Linked DNA regions of Homo sapiens: all the other regions are linked to region 1. Evidence: chromatin contacts called from ENCODE Hi-C or POLR2A ChIA-PET data. All regions are on one chromosome and are shown on one strand. Each heading gives the region's core, a stretch centred on a gene start or an enhancer-like site at or near the end of the contact. The rest is flanking DNA. Distances are from core to core; before and after follow the strand shown.

What was found. A loop is a pair of places that touch in the nucleus more often than their neighbours do. ChIA-PET counts read pairs that join two places held with the same protein, here RNA polymerase II (POLR2A). Pooled maps may share reads with other maps.
Region 2: a loop to region 1 is called in a pooled map, with 8 times the contacts of the local background. The contact joins the enhancer-like site here to the promoter of LINC01655 in region 1. A Hi-C loop is called at or near these places in 1 of 168 maps with a recorded cell type or tissue (ascending aorta), 3 of 37 single-sample maps with no recorded cell type and 2 of 50 pooled maps. POLR2A ChIA-PET finds 5 or more read pairs at or near these places in 1 of 52 experiments (PC-9).
Region 3: a loop to region 1 is called in a pooled map, with 2.9 times the contacts of the local background. The contact joins the promoter of TAF1A-AS1 here to the promoter of LINC01655 in region 1. A Hi-C loop is called at or near these places in 2 of 37 single-sample maps with no recorded cell type and 4 of 50 pooled maps.
Region 4: a loop to region 1 is called in a map of naive thymus-derived CD4-positive, alpha-beta T cell, with 5 times the contacts of the local background. The contact joins the enhancer-like site here to the promoter of LINC01655 in region 1. A Hi-C loop is called at or near these places in 3 of 168 maps with a recorded cell type or tissue (PC-9, chondrocyte and naive thymus-derived CD4-positive, alpha-beta T cell), 6 of 37 single-sample maps with no recorded cell type and 10 of 50 pooled maps. POLR2A ChIA-PET finds 5 or more read pairs at or near these places in 2 of 52 experiments (H1 and activated CD8-positive, alpha-beta memory T cell).

What each region holds. Positions count from the first base shown.
Region 1 is chr1:221,839,380-221,842,103 of GRCh38, reverse strand. It overlaps LINC01655 (long intergenic non-protein coding RNA 1655), which reads left to right and starts at 1,438. Exons shown (of 4, transcript NR_125989.1): 1 at 1,438-1,568; 2 at 1,651-1,796. RefSeq lists enhancers at 2,238-2,287, 2,658-2,724, 1,554-2,724.
Region 2 is chr1:221,263,334-221,266,033 of GRCh38, reverse strand. No RefSeq gene overlaps it. Among named protein-coding and RNA genes, the nearest start is that of LINC02817, 72 kb to the left of the region's middle. Within about 2 kb of position 1,436, at least 2 of the 41 ENCODE cell types and tissues checked have a DNase peak (open chromatin) inside an H3K27ac peak, as active enhancers do.
Region 3 is chr1:222,588,503-222,591,278 of GRCh38, reverse strand. TAF1A-AS1 (TAF1A antisense RNA 1) reads right to left here and starts at 1,359. Exons shown (of 3, transcript NR_110613.1): 1 at 1,317-1,359; 2 at 872-1,021. It overlaps TAF1A (TATA-box binding protein associated factor, RNA polymerase I subunit A), which reads left to right and starts at 1,346. Exons shown (of 11, transcript NM_005681.4): 1 at 1,346-1,552; 2 at 2,714-2,776. The coding sequence starts at 2,716. RefSeq lists enhancers at 313-845, 846-1,379.
Region 4 is chr1:222,454,106-222,456,827 of GRCh38, reverse strand. No RefSeq gene overlaps it. Among named protein-coding and RNA genes, the nearest start is that of TRT-TGT2-1, 9.5 kb to the left of the region's middle. RefSeq lists an enhancer at 1,394-1,443. Within about 2 kb of position 1,292, at least 10 of the 41 ENCODE cell types and tissues checked have a DNase peak (open chromatin) inside an H3K27ac peak, as active enhancers do.

The sequences.
Region 1 (2,724 bases), core at 189-2,688:
CTGCCTGGAACACTCTGCTTCTGGGTATTCACTCCTCACTCCCTTGACCCCCAACTTAAATCTTTTCCCTAGTCTGGTTGACTTGGATTAACTTACTTTAAATTGCAACCATCCTGTGGCCTGCAATCCAGATCCTTCTTACTCTGCTCTACTCCTTCCTCTTCCCAAAGCACTTAACACCCTCTAAAATACGACACACTTTACTCACTTACTATGCTTATTGTTTACTGTTGTCTCTTAGGAATCCGGGCTTTGTTTAGTTGGTTCATTGACATATCCTCAGCATTGGGATCAGTGCCCAGCACATTGTAGATCCTCAATAAATATTTCTGGAGTGGAGGAATCAATGCCTGGTTTCTAGAGTTTCTGCAGTTAACACAAAATCTTTATAATGTTTCATTTTCCAGCTCATCCTTTGGGTGCCACACCCATGATGCTGCATGATGGACGTGTGTTCATGACTTGCAGCTGCTCCCTCATGGGGTAGCATAAAGATGCATAGGACTTAGGGTCCAGTTCCAGCCTTGCCGACTGTGTGGTCTTGGGCCTCAGTTTCCTCATCACTACAATAAATTCCTTAGAGGGTTTCTGAGAGGAAGAATGAGGTGACATAAGTGAAAGTATTTGTACACCATAAAATAGGATACAGCTGTTTTCCTGTTGAGAAATACACAGAACTTTGGGCTGCAGTTTTCACTGTTCATAAAATTTTCTGGCCTGGCTTGCTCATTCACTTCTCAGCTAGTTGTCAGTCATCATTGGAGTGGACCTCCACTGATGATCTGCTATGTGACTAGAACTCTCCTAGGCAATTACACATATTATCTCCTCACTTAACAAATCTACCTTTGTTACCCCACTTTACAGGTGAAAGAGAGAAGACTCATGAATTGTCAAAGCCACCTGGGTAGTGAATGTCAGGGCTGAGACCCAGATCCTCGACTGTCTGACATGATCGTATTCTTTCGTACTGCCTGTTTCACTGCTCTCTCTCCATAGCAACATGTCCCATCCCTCTCCCTACTCCAGTCTCCTACCCAGTCCCCCACTCTCTCACACTCACACACATATGTACATATACACCCTGCCCCATGACCTGGAGCAATGTGTATCTTGAAGAATCAGCAACCCTCAGCACTCAGATCACTGCCCAGCCTCAGCATCTCAGCTCATCTTGTCTTTTGTTTGTTTGTTTGTTTTGTTTTTTCACTTTAACCTCATTAAGGGTCAGCAAAGGATCACTTAAATTTTGAGTTATGCTCTGTCACATATTATGGGGTAAAGGTTGCATCATAATAATATTTTGGAGAGTCTTAGAGACCTCTGGACTATCCCATGTGAATTATGAGGTCATAGTACATATCCTGCAGGCTTTCAACCTTGACCAGAGGTTTTCATAATGAATGCAGCATCCCTGGGGAGTGATCTGAAGCTGGCGAGGCAATGAGAACACCCTGGCAGGGCAGCTGAGCTGGGTGGATCCTTGTTCTGTCACCAAGCCTTTAAGTCATATGCTGACATGTTACAGTCCTGCCTGGGACCCTGCCCACAAATACTTAAGATACACGGTGAGCTCACAGTCTGCTTGTCTGAGGTGGGAGAAATCATCTGTTCCATTCTTAAATTCCTCCTTTCTCTTTCTTTCCCCAGACTTTGGGAATCACCCAACTGATGGAAAGAACCAGGAAAGGGGTCAGGATCTGCACCTTGGCAAACTTTGAAGAACACCCAATTTGATGAATGAAAACTCCTCACTTGTGCTCTGGTGGTGTTTTAGGACAATGGGCCCCTCCTGGGTAATAGTTATTGATGCAGTCTCTATCAGTAACCACCCCAAGTTTGAGATCCTTTACAAGGGAAGGTCATATTTCCAAAACTGAAACCTTGACCAAGTATCCCAGAGAGATAGGAAGGAGATACCACTCAAGTGTGTCATGGGCCTGTCCCAGGGCCTGGGAGTCAGCAGTTGGTGGCCTGGGATCCAAGGGTTAACAGCATGACCTGTTCTGGCTGGCACCAGTCACATGGTGTGCCCAACCTCACTGTTATTATCTGTTTCGGGTGAGTCACTGAGAACACAGACAGGAAAGACCCATGAACTTAGCTAGTTTCGCCCCAGGGTGTGAGACTCCACACAACTGAGTCTGGGCCACTGGCAGTGACTCATGGCGGGCCTCATGGGATTGCTGACGCAAGGTTGGAAGGGCACGTGGTTCTTCCCCCCACCGCTGGGTAGAATCCCCGCCAAAACATCCAGGCTGGAAATCCATCTTGGTCCTTGGGGAGAGAGAAAATAAAAAAGAATCATTTCTGATACTATAGCAAAGTATACAGGTGGATTTGGCAGGTCCAACTGACGAGTCTTCCACATTCTGAAAGAATTGGCTTTCTCACAATGTTAGAGTCTCTAGGAGTACTGGGGAGTGCAAATTCAACTGTTATAACTGGCATATGCAGAGAAAACGGCCCTCCTATCTCTTTTCTATGACTTGTGATGTCTTCCTCCTACTCCTGACCATCCTCTTTGGGCCCCTGGGGGTTCCTGGCTGATTTAGCCTCACCTGAGCTCTTGGTGTCACTAGAGACAATCAGTGTGGCTGTGAGTCCCATTCATTCACTTCCTGACCAGGCTATCACTCTGCCCTGTTCTACCTTTGCTGTTGGAGTTCAGGACAGGCTGCTCCAAAATATGGCCCCTTGGCATTTTAGAAAACAGCAGAAGCA
Region 2 (2,700 bases), core at 187-2,686, 580 kb after region 1:
GTGGTGCTTTGAAACCCACGACTCCTAAGTTTCACAAGGATAAGGTCCATGATTTTCTCAGTTATCCCATATTCCCAACCCCCTTAGTCACTCTGCATTCCCAAAGCCCAGTACAGTGCCTGGTACATTACAAGAGCTAATTAATATTTGCTGAATGAATTAACAGTAAGTGTAGCTCCAGATGCCAAAGCAAAATGAGGATTTCCCTCTGTATTCTACTGGTTTTTATTCAGTATAAGAGTGAAAAACTCAGCTAACTTTTTCTCTGCCAGAAATATCCCTAACAGTACAAGAACAAATTCAATGACACCACAAGGAAACAATCAGTCAAATGTACAGTATGAAATATTTCTATAGACAAAAATCTTGGTATAACCAACAGATCTATGGCATAAAACTAGAGAAGGAGAAGGAAGAGGAGGAGGAGGAGGAAGAGGAGAAGAAGGAGGAGGACCTGTTGCAAAACAAAAGAGACTTAAGGAAAAAACAACTAATGCAATGAGTGGGTCTTGTTTGGATTCTGAACTAGTAAAAAAAATATTGAGGTAATCAGGAAAAAAATTAAAATGGACTAGGTATTAGATGACTAAGGAATTACCATTAATTATGTTAAGTGTGATATTGGCATGGTGATTATGCTAAAAATAGAAAGCTCTTATCAGCTAGCAAAGCATGCCAAACTGTTTACAGAGAAAAAGACACATCTGTCATTTGTTTTTAAATCTCCAAGCAAAAAAGACAGGCATGTGTGAGAAGAGGATTTGATAAAATAAGATTGGCCAAATGTTGATTAATGTGAAAGTTAAAGGACAGGTACCTTGAGGTTCATTACAGTATTTTCTCAAGTTGTATACATATTTGGAAATTTCCATACTAAAAAGTTATATAGAGTTAGACCTAGCGGGTTACAAACGACAACGTAAAACTTCAAGACTATGATTTCATGCTGTCTTGTGTAATCATATTCCAGGAGGACCCAAGACAGCATTTACTGGGCTTTGTATGCCGACTTTGAACAGTTTCCAAATGTGGTAATCTGATGTAACTTGCTCATTATTTTTTAAAAATAAAAGATCATACGTGCTGTTAGAAGCATCAAAACTTCATTCTATTCATCTGGAGCAAAATGTTCCTCCCAATACAGCTTTTCCTTGAAAGAGGAGGAGGGCAGAGAGAGCCTGGGGTGAGAGGTCGGAGAGGAGAAACGACCATTGAGTTTTCTACTTTCCGCAGAATGGCAAGATCCTTGGGGAGACAGTAAATTGAAATTAAGGCTGTTTCAGGCAGCCTACAGGATGTGCCTGCAAATGTTAGACATATCGAAATGGTGAAAAAGTCTGTGTGTGCCCATTCATATGAAGTGAATGCCTTGTAATGTGCTCCAGCCCCTGGGAATGGTGGCTGGATTGAGAAACGGAGGCCGGAAGAATGGGATGGATTTGACATAAGTACTTTTAAGTGCTCTGAAGGCTGGGCTCCTCCCTGTGGTTTAACAGCAAAGTCCACTGGGAGCTACAAGGAAAGAGCTGAGTGAATCCCTACAGCTTTTCGTTTTAAGGATAACAAACCTTAAAACAGGTGTGAGCTCAGAAAGATCCTTTTTCTTCTTGTTTTTAGAGTCTTCTGTAACCAGCCAGCTCTCTGTGTATTATTATCATTCCACAGAATGAGGTCTGGGGTAGGGGAAGGGAGGAGAGGAAAGAGAAGCTGAATAAACAAAAATTGCTCCGAGTGACTAATATTCATTAAGTCCACTGGTTATGCGCTATGAAATTTATTAAACTGTGGTTTCCAAGAGAATGTATTAGCGCAGCTAATGAACACAAATAAAAAAGAGGCCTCCAGGAAATGGTTTCCTGGACCTAGATGAGACTGGTGAGTAATGTGACAAGACATTAAAATGTTAAAAGCTTCTATTTTAGTCTAGAAGGCTGATTATTGGAAGGGGTTGCCTTCAGTGGGGGAGGGGAGGTAGGAGAGAGAATGAGAGTCTAACTTGTGTGAAGGAGCTTAAAGCTTTGCATTTGTATTCACCAGGCAAGGAGGCTCTGTGCTGAAGGCCTCTGAACTTCAGTGCTGCCATCTGGTGGAGAATGAGCTTGAGATACTGTAGAAAACGATGGCAGCCGCCATCTTTAAGATGTCAGGAATTGAAACACAGGACACAGAAATACTTCACTGTTTCCTGAGTGGCACCAGTGGAATCCTTTGTAACTGTGGTATCAGAAGCAAAGAAAAACACTTGCACAGTCCCTAGCTATGCAGAAATATGGCTTAAATACTGTATAAAGAAAACACAGCTATCTCATTCTGCTATTCCATTCCATCAGGATTTTAGCAATTAATTTTCATGAATTCCCACCTGCAGTCTTAGGCTGAAGTGTTAGCACTCTTAAAGACATTTGTTTCATAGCTCCCTCCAAGATGGCCAAATAGGAACAGCTCCAGTCTACAGTTCCCAGCGTGAGAGACACAGAAGACAGGTGATTTCTGCATTTCCAACTGAGGTACAAGGTTCATCTCACTGGGACTTGTTGGACAGTGGGTGCAGCCCACAGAGTGTGAGCTGAAGCAGGACAGGGCATCGCCTTACCCAGGAAGCGCAAGGGGTCGGGGAATTCCCTTTCCTAGCCAAGGGAAGCCGTGACAGACAGTACCTGGAAAATCGAGACACTCCCACCCTAATACTGCACTTTTCCA
Region 3 (2,776 bases), core at 110-2,609, 750 kb before region 1:
TGTTATTTTGTGTGTGGTCTCCTGGACTACGCATAATTTATGTTAGCCCTGCCTGTAGAGTTAGAGCACAAGCTTGAGTGAGGACTCAAGAACTAATGACAGAGAGAGCAGCAGAAGGAACTTTTCTTGCAAGTCCTTAACTACTGCATATTGTTTTATGCAGAAGACAACATAGAATCAACTATTTGTAGCATTTTAAGGAATCCATGTACAAAATTTTTTTTGACAGGGTCTCATTCTGTCGCCCAGGCTGGAGTGCAGTAGGGTGATCACAGCTCACTGCAGCCTCGACCTCCCTGGGCTCAGGTGATCCTCCCACCTCATCCTCCCGAGTAGCTGGGACTAGAGGCATGCATCATCACCCCAGCTTATTTTTTTTTATTTTTATTTTGTAGGGACGGGGTTTCATCATGTTGACTAGGCTGGTTTCGAACTCCTGAGCTCAAACTTTCCGCCTGCCTCGGCCTCCCAAAGGGCTGGGATTACAGGCATGAGCCACCGCGCCCGGCCTCAAACTCTTACCAGACCCTTTAATTTCCTCTCCGATACTCCGATTCTACTCAAACTGTTCACCTACACAGAGGAAACTCAGTGATTCCTGGGGGAGCCTATGCTATATTTGTGCATCCTCATTTGTGGACAAAATTCTTTCTTGCTGTGACTTGAAAGCAGCCTCCCTTTACCTTTCACTTATTAGTCCTAGTTCTGTTCTCTGCTGCTAAGAAAAAGGGTCTGATCCTTCTTTCACTGATCAGCCCTCCAAATATTGGAGAAGCACACTGCGTTTCCATGGGCCTGCAGTCCTTTTCCGGGATCATCTTCCCTAGAACCCCTCAACTGTCTCTCATTTCACACGGTTTAACCATCTTACCTTTAACCCATATTTCATTTGTTTGTCTCAATGTCCCTCATGAAAGTTGACCCAGACGGGTCCGCAGAACAACTTTTGCTGAGAAGGCAAAGGAAATTCTCGCCCAAATTGTGGAGAAGGCAGTCGAACCAATTAAACCTAAAGCTAAAACTGTAATAGAAAAGAACTTTCAAGCTCGCAATGAAAAGGCTATGCATGGATTTATCTCATCACAGCCACTAGCCACACCTCCACTCGTGCAGTGCGCCTGCGAGCCGAGCAGAAACCAATGGCCCATCGTAGTGAATTTCTCGGGTAAAGTGACATTCTCCGCTTTTGAATGCTCCCTTCGCCCAGCCGCCAACCCCTCGCCCCAATTTCCATTTTAAATGAAAGTCTCCCACTTTCTAGCTGAGACAGACAAAAATAAAACTCGGGCAAAACCAATCGCAGAGAGGCAGCTCACTGTCACTTCCTGGGTCACTTCCAGAAGTCACTTCCGGGGTCGAGGCGAGGCCAACGATACGCCTGCTGCAGCAGGAGGAGTTACGAGCCGGGCCGCGCGCTGCCTAAATACCTAAACCAGGTTTAGCGCCTGCTCATATAAAGCTCTCCTAACTCGTCTTCCGGTGGGAATTTCTTCACGTGGGCCGGAGTCGGAGACTGAGTTTAGCTTTACTGAGGAGCTCTAAATTTAGGCGGGTAAGTGCCGCAGATATCGCCCGTGGTTCCTGCGTTTAAATGGAACGGGAAGGGGTGTGTCAGGATTCATCCATGTTCTCCTGATATTTCCTCCTAATACCTGAAACCCTTGGGGTCTGAAAACGAAAGAAGGGGATAGAGAAGCTTTGGTTGCCGTGGCAACTGCGGGTCACCAATTTGGGTTTTTGAGGATTTGGAAAGGGAGGATTTGTGTAACTACTCCTGAAAACACGTGATGGGTCGGATTCAAATTCAGTTGTTACTTATAATTCATACTCCTAGCCACATGCTTTGAATTTAGAAGGTTTACTCTGGGTATAATGCAGAGATGCAAAATCTGAGCCAGGGTAATTGTTTAGAAAGCTGATGCGGTAATCTAGGCACTGTTTGAAGGGGTCTTGAACTAGAGTAGTGCTGTAGGATTGAAGAGGGGAAATAGGGGAAATTTGGAGGTAGTATCAGGGGCACTAATACTCGATTTCATATGGGTAATGAGGAAGGGGCCCTGAGCATCTTTAGGAGTAAGTCTAAACTCACCTTGGCTTATGATGATTTTTCTAGGTTCGTTTCTCACCTTCCGCACCCCTCCTCCACACGCACCTCGAATTCTAGTCATGCCAAGTAGTTTGGTGTTCTATTTCCTAGACTATCGTCCTCACCATTTTTTGTGATGTTAGGCAGGTTCCATCATTTCACTAAGCCCCTCAGTTTTTTCAACCTTCACATGGAAGAAAGTAATAGTACCCACCTCAGGATTGCTGTGGGGATTAAATTAGATAATTTATACTTCTAGTGCATAGTAAGGGCCTAATAAATATTAGCTGCTACTTCTATTCTTACTGTACTTTTCATATTGTTTTGTTATTATACGTTTTGCTGTTTCTTCGTCTAGACTTGAGATTTTTTAAATTAGAGGGGCAGTATCTTATTTATCTTTACATGGACTTGAAACATTAGTGGTTCGGTCTTTAATGGATCATTCATTTTGGCTGTTGCTGACATAGTTAAATTCATTTTTTACTTTAAAAGAGCTGACAGGTATAATGCATTTTGCTAATCAAATTATATTTATTAGATAAAAAGATAGCCGTTTTTCTGTACAACTCAGAAGACTGTGGATTAAGATGTACAGAAAGTAACTGATATCTCATCTTGTAATAGGTATGAGTGATTTCAGTGAAGAATTAAAAGGGCCTGTGACAGATGATGAAGAAGTGGAAACAT
Region 4 (2,722 bases), core at 43-2,542, 610 kb before region 1:
GACAAAATTTTTTATCTTATATATGAACAAGAAGAGACTTCAAGAGCTTAAGTAACTGACCCCAAATAAAGGCCATACAGTCAATTACTGGCCAAGACTCTGGCCCGCTCTATTCCCCTATTGGAAAACCTCCACAGCAGTCACACTTTGGGTCAATTTCTTACAGAGGATAGCTACAGTCTTTATGTCTTTAAATCTAAATCTAGATATATTATTTGAATAGTGCTAGCATACTCTGGCAGAACTTTTGAGAGTGAGGACTGTTCCAGAACTATCTGTGCTATGTGACCTCAGGATCTGGAGGTGGTGACAGGCTCAGATTTTACAGTCAGGAAAGTCTGGTTTCAAATGGTAGTTCAGCCACTGACAGCTCTGCACCCTTGGCCAAGTTACTTGGCATCTCTGATCTTCAGTTTCCTTGTAATGTGAATGTTTTGTCAACACAGACTGGTTTCTTGGTTGTGAAGACTAAATAAGATAAGGCCATAAAAGTCTCAGCACGTAATTAGTGCCTTTTAGGAAGCCGATGACTTATCCATTAGCTGGTGGTGCAATTTTACCTTTTAAATGATAGCAGTACTAGTAATTATTACTGTTGTTGTTCTTCTTATATTCCATGTATTTGCCTTCCAGATAGGTGGTTCTTAAGCAGAGGTGATTTTGTACCCCCAGGAAACATTTGGCAATGTCTATAGGTATTTTGATTGTTATAACAGGGGTGGAGGTTTGGGGACAGTGGTGGGGTGCCAGTGACACCAGTGGGTAGAGGCCAAGGATACTACTAAATGCTCATAATGCGCAGGCAGCCTCCCAACAACAAAGACCTATCTGACCCGATGGTGCGAAGGTCAAGAGACTCTGCTGTAGATATCTGTAAGTAATTGGGAGCTTGAGGGCCCAGAGCCACTGGGTGGTGACAGGATGATAATTCTCAATTTTTGCTATTGTGTGGCAAGGGGGCAATGTGTTTAGGGGGTTGCAAACAGCTCCATGTCTACTCTCAATCACCACAGAGGAAGGACTTTCCAACTCTTTACATATGAGTTGCTGTGGTAACCGGTAAGTAATAACCCTGGGGTTTATACTCCTTAGAGGTGCTGTGAGGATAATCTTGCACCTAAAGTTTAGAAACACTGGTATCAAAGCCTAAAGAAGACAAGACGATTGCATCAGATCCCACAGGAGGGCTGTCTTTCTCCATGCTTGTGTTTTGGGCCCCTGGGGGTTGCATCAGCCTCCTCACTCATGAGCTCATCATTTATAAATGACAGCCGCCAAAGTCGGGAAGTATGAAACAGTTGCCAAATGGAGAACTTGCTCAGCTTTCTTGCTGGAGCCCTGTGTCTTAACTTACTTATATTAAAAAATAAAAGGAGCACAATTCTGCTAGGCAAGCTCTGCTATGTGAGAAGGGAAGAATACATGCAGAACTTCTCGTTGAGAGCACAGAACATTTTCGTGTCTGTCGAGATCACCGTGGTTGCTGAACGTGGCCGCTGTTGAGCAAGTGGTCAGTAGGTGGCGCTAAGTCATCGCCGAGAGGACGCTCCTGTCCTAGACCTGAGTTACTGTCAGTCTTGGAGCGCGCACACCCCAGAGTGAAAAATATAGTAACAGGAAAGATTTAGTTCTTAAAATAAGTCAGCAGCTCAGCGAAGCAGATACTACCTCGGCAGGTACATTTTCTTTCTTGAACTGATGGAAAAGGGCATTTACTGCCTACAGGCTTCTGGCTACAGAAATCAAACAATCAAAATATTCAATTAAATGAAACCAGCAGCAGGCCTGGCCCCAGAAGAGAATGAGAACCAGCTGGGCTCAGCCCTATGTCTGGGATCCGGTACCGACGTTCCTCTGTACTGACACGTCCGGAGCCAATGTCGAGTCACGAGTCACCCAGGCACGGTTTTCTCTCTCCAGTGAAGGCTTTGGGTGCTGAGATGTGCAGTTGTAACGTGTAGCATGGAGACCATTTTAGTGATCTAGCTGGCTCTTCTTAAATTATGGGAGTCCTGGCCGTACATGTAGGTGAGGACGCCACCTTTCCCACCTACGTGAGAAGGTAGGAGAGTGGAGATCCCTTGAGGCGCTGGAACAGGAGTGTTGTCATGGTGATGGGGCCAGTCACAGGGCTCACCAGTCCCTTTGGCGGAGTCTCTGCCTCAATTGTAAGGGAATTTGGAATCACTGGATCAGATGCAAGTTCACAGTCATGTTGCCACTTTTTTCCACAATCTATAGCCCCCACCGTGAAAGCTCCAGTGGGTCATGCTTTAGAAAGGGGAGGGAGGTAAAGAGTGGGTGGGGGGCTTTGAATCCAATAGTCCTGTATCCCAGCTCTGCCACCAGTGAGCTCTGTGACCTTGCAAATGCCATTTTGCTTAAGCTTCAAAGCTCTCCTCTGTAAAATATGCATAGAATGGGCAGGAGGGCTGCCAATGAGCTGCTTGAAATGAGTTCACATCTCTTGGAAGCAGAGAAAGCTTACAACTAAAGTGGCCAGACAGCCATATGTGATCTTAGAAGAACTGTTGAACCCAGAGAGAGGCCTCGAAAATGGAGATGGGCAAATGCCATTCCCACCATGCGAATCCCTTTCCCATTTTTGCTTGTGGCTGCCCAGACTCGGTCCCTACCCACGCTTAATAAATTCTTACAATTTATTCTCCTGCCCTTCAGCTTGACTTGTAATAATGTAATGATGGCTATCAGGGTTGGAACA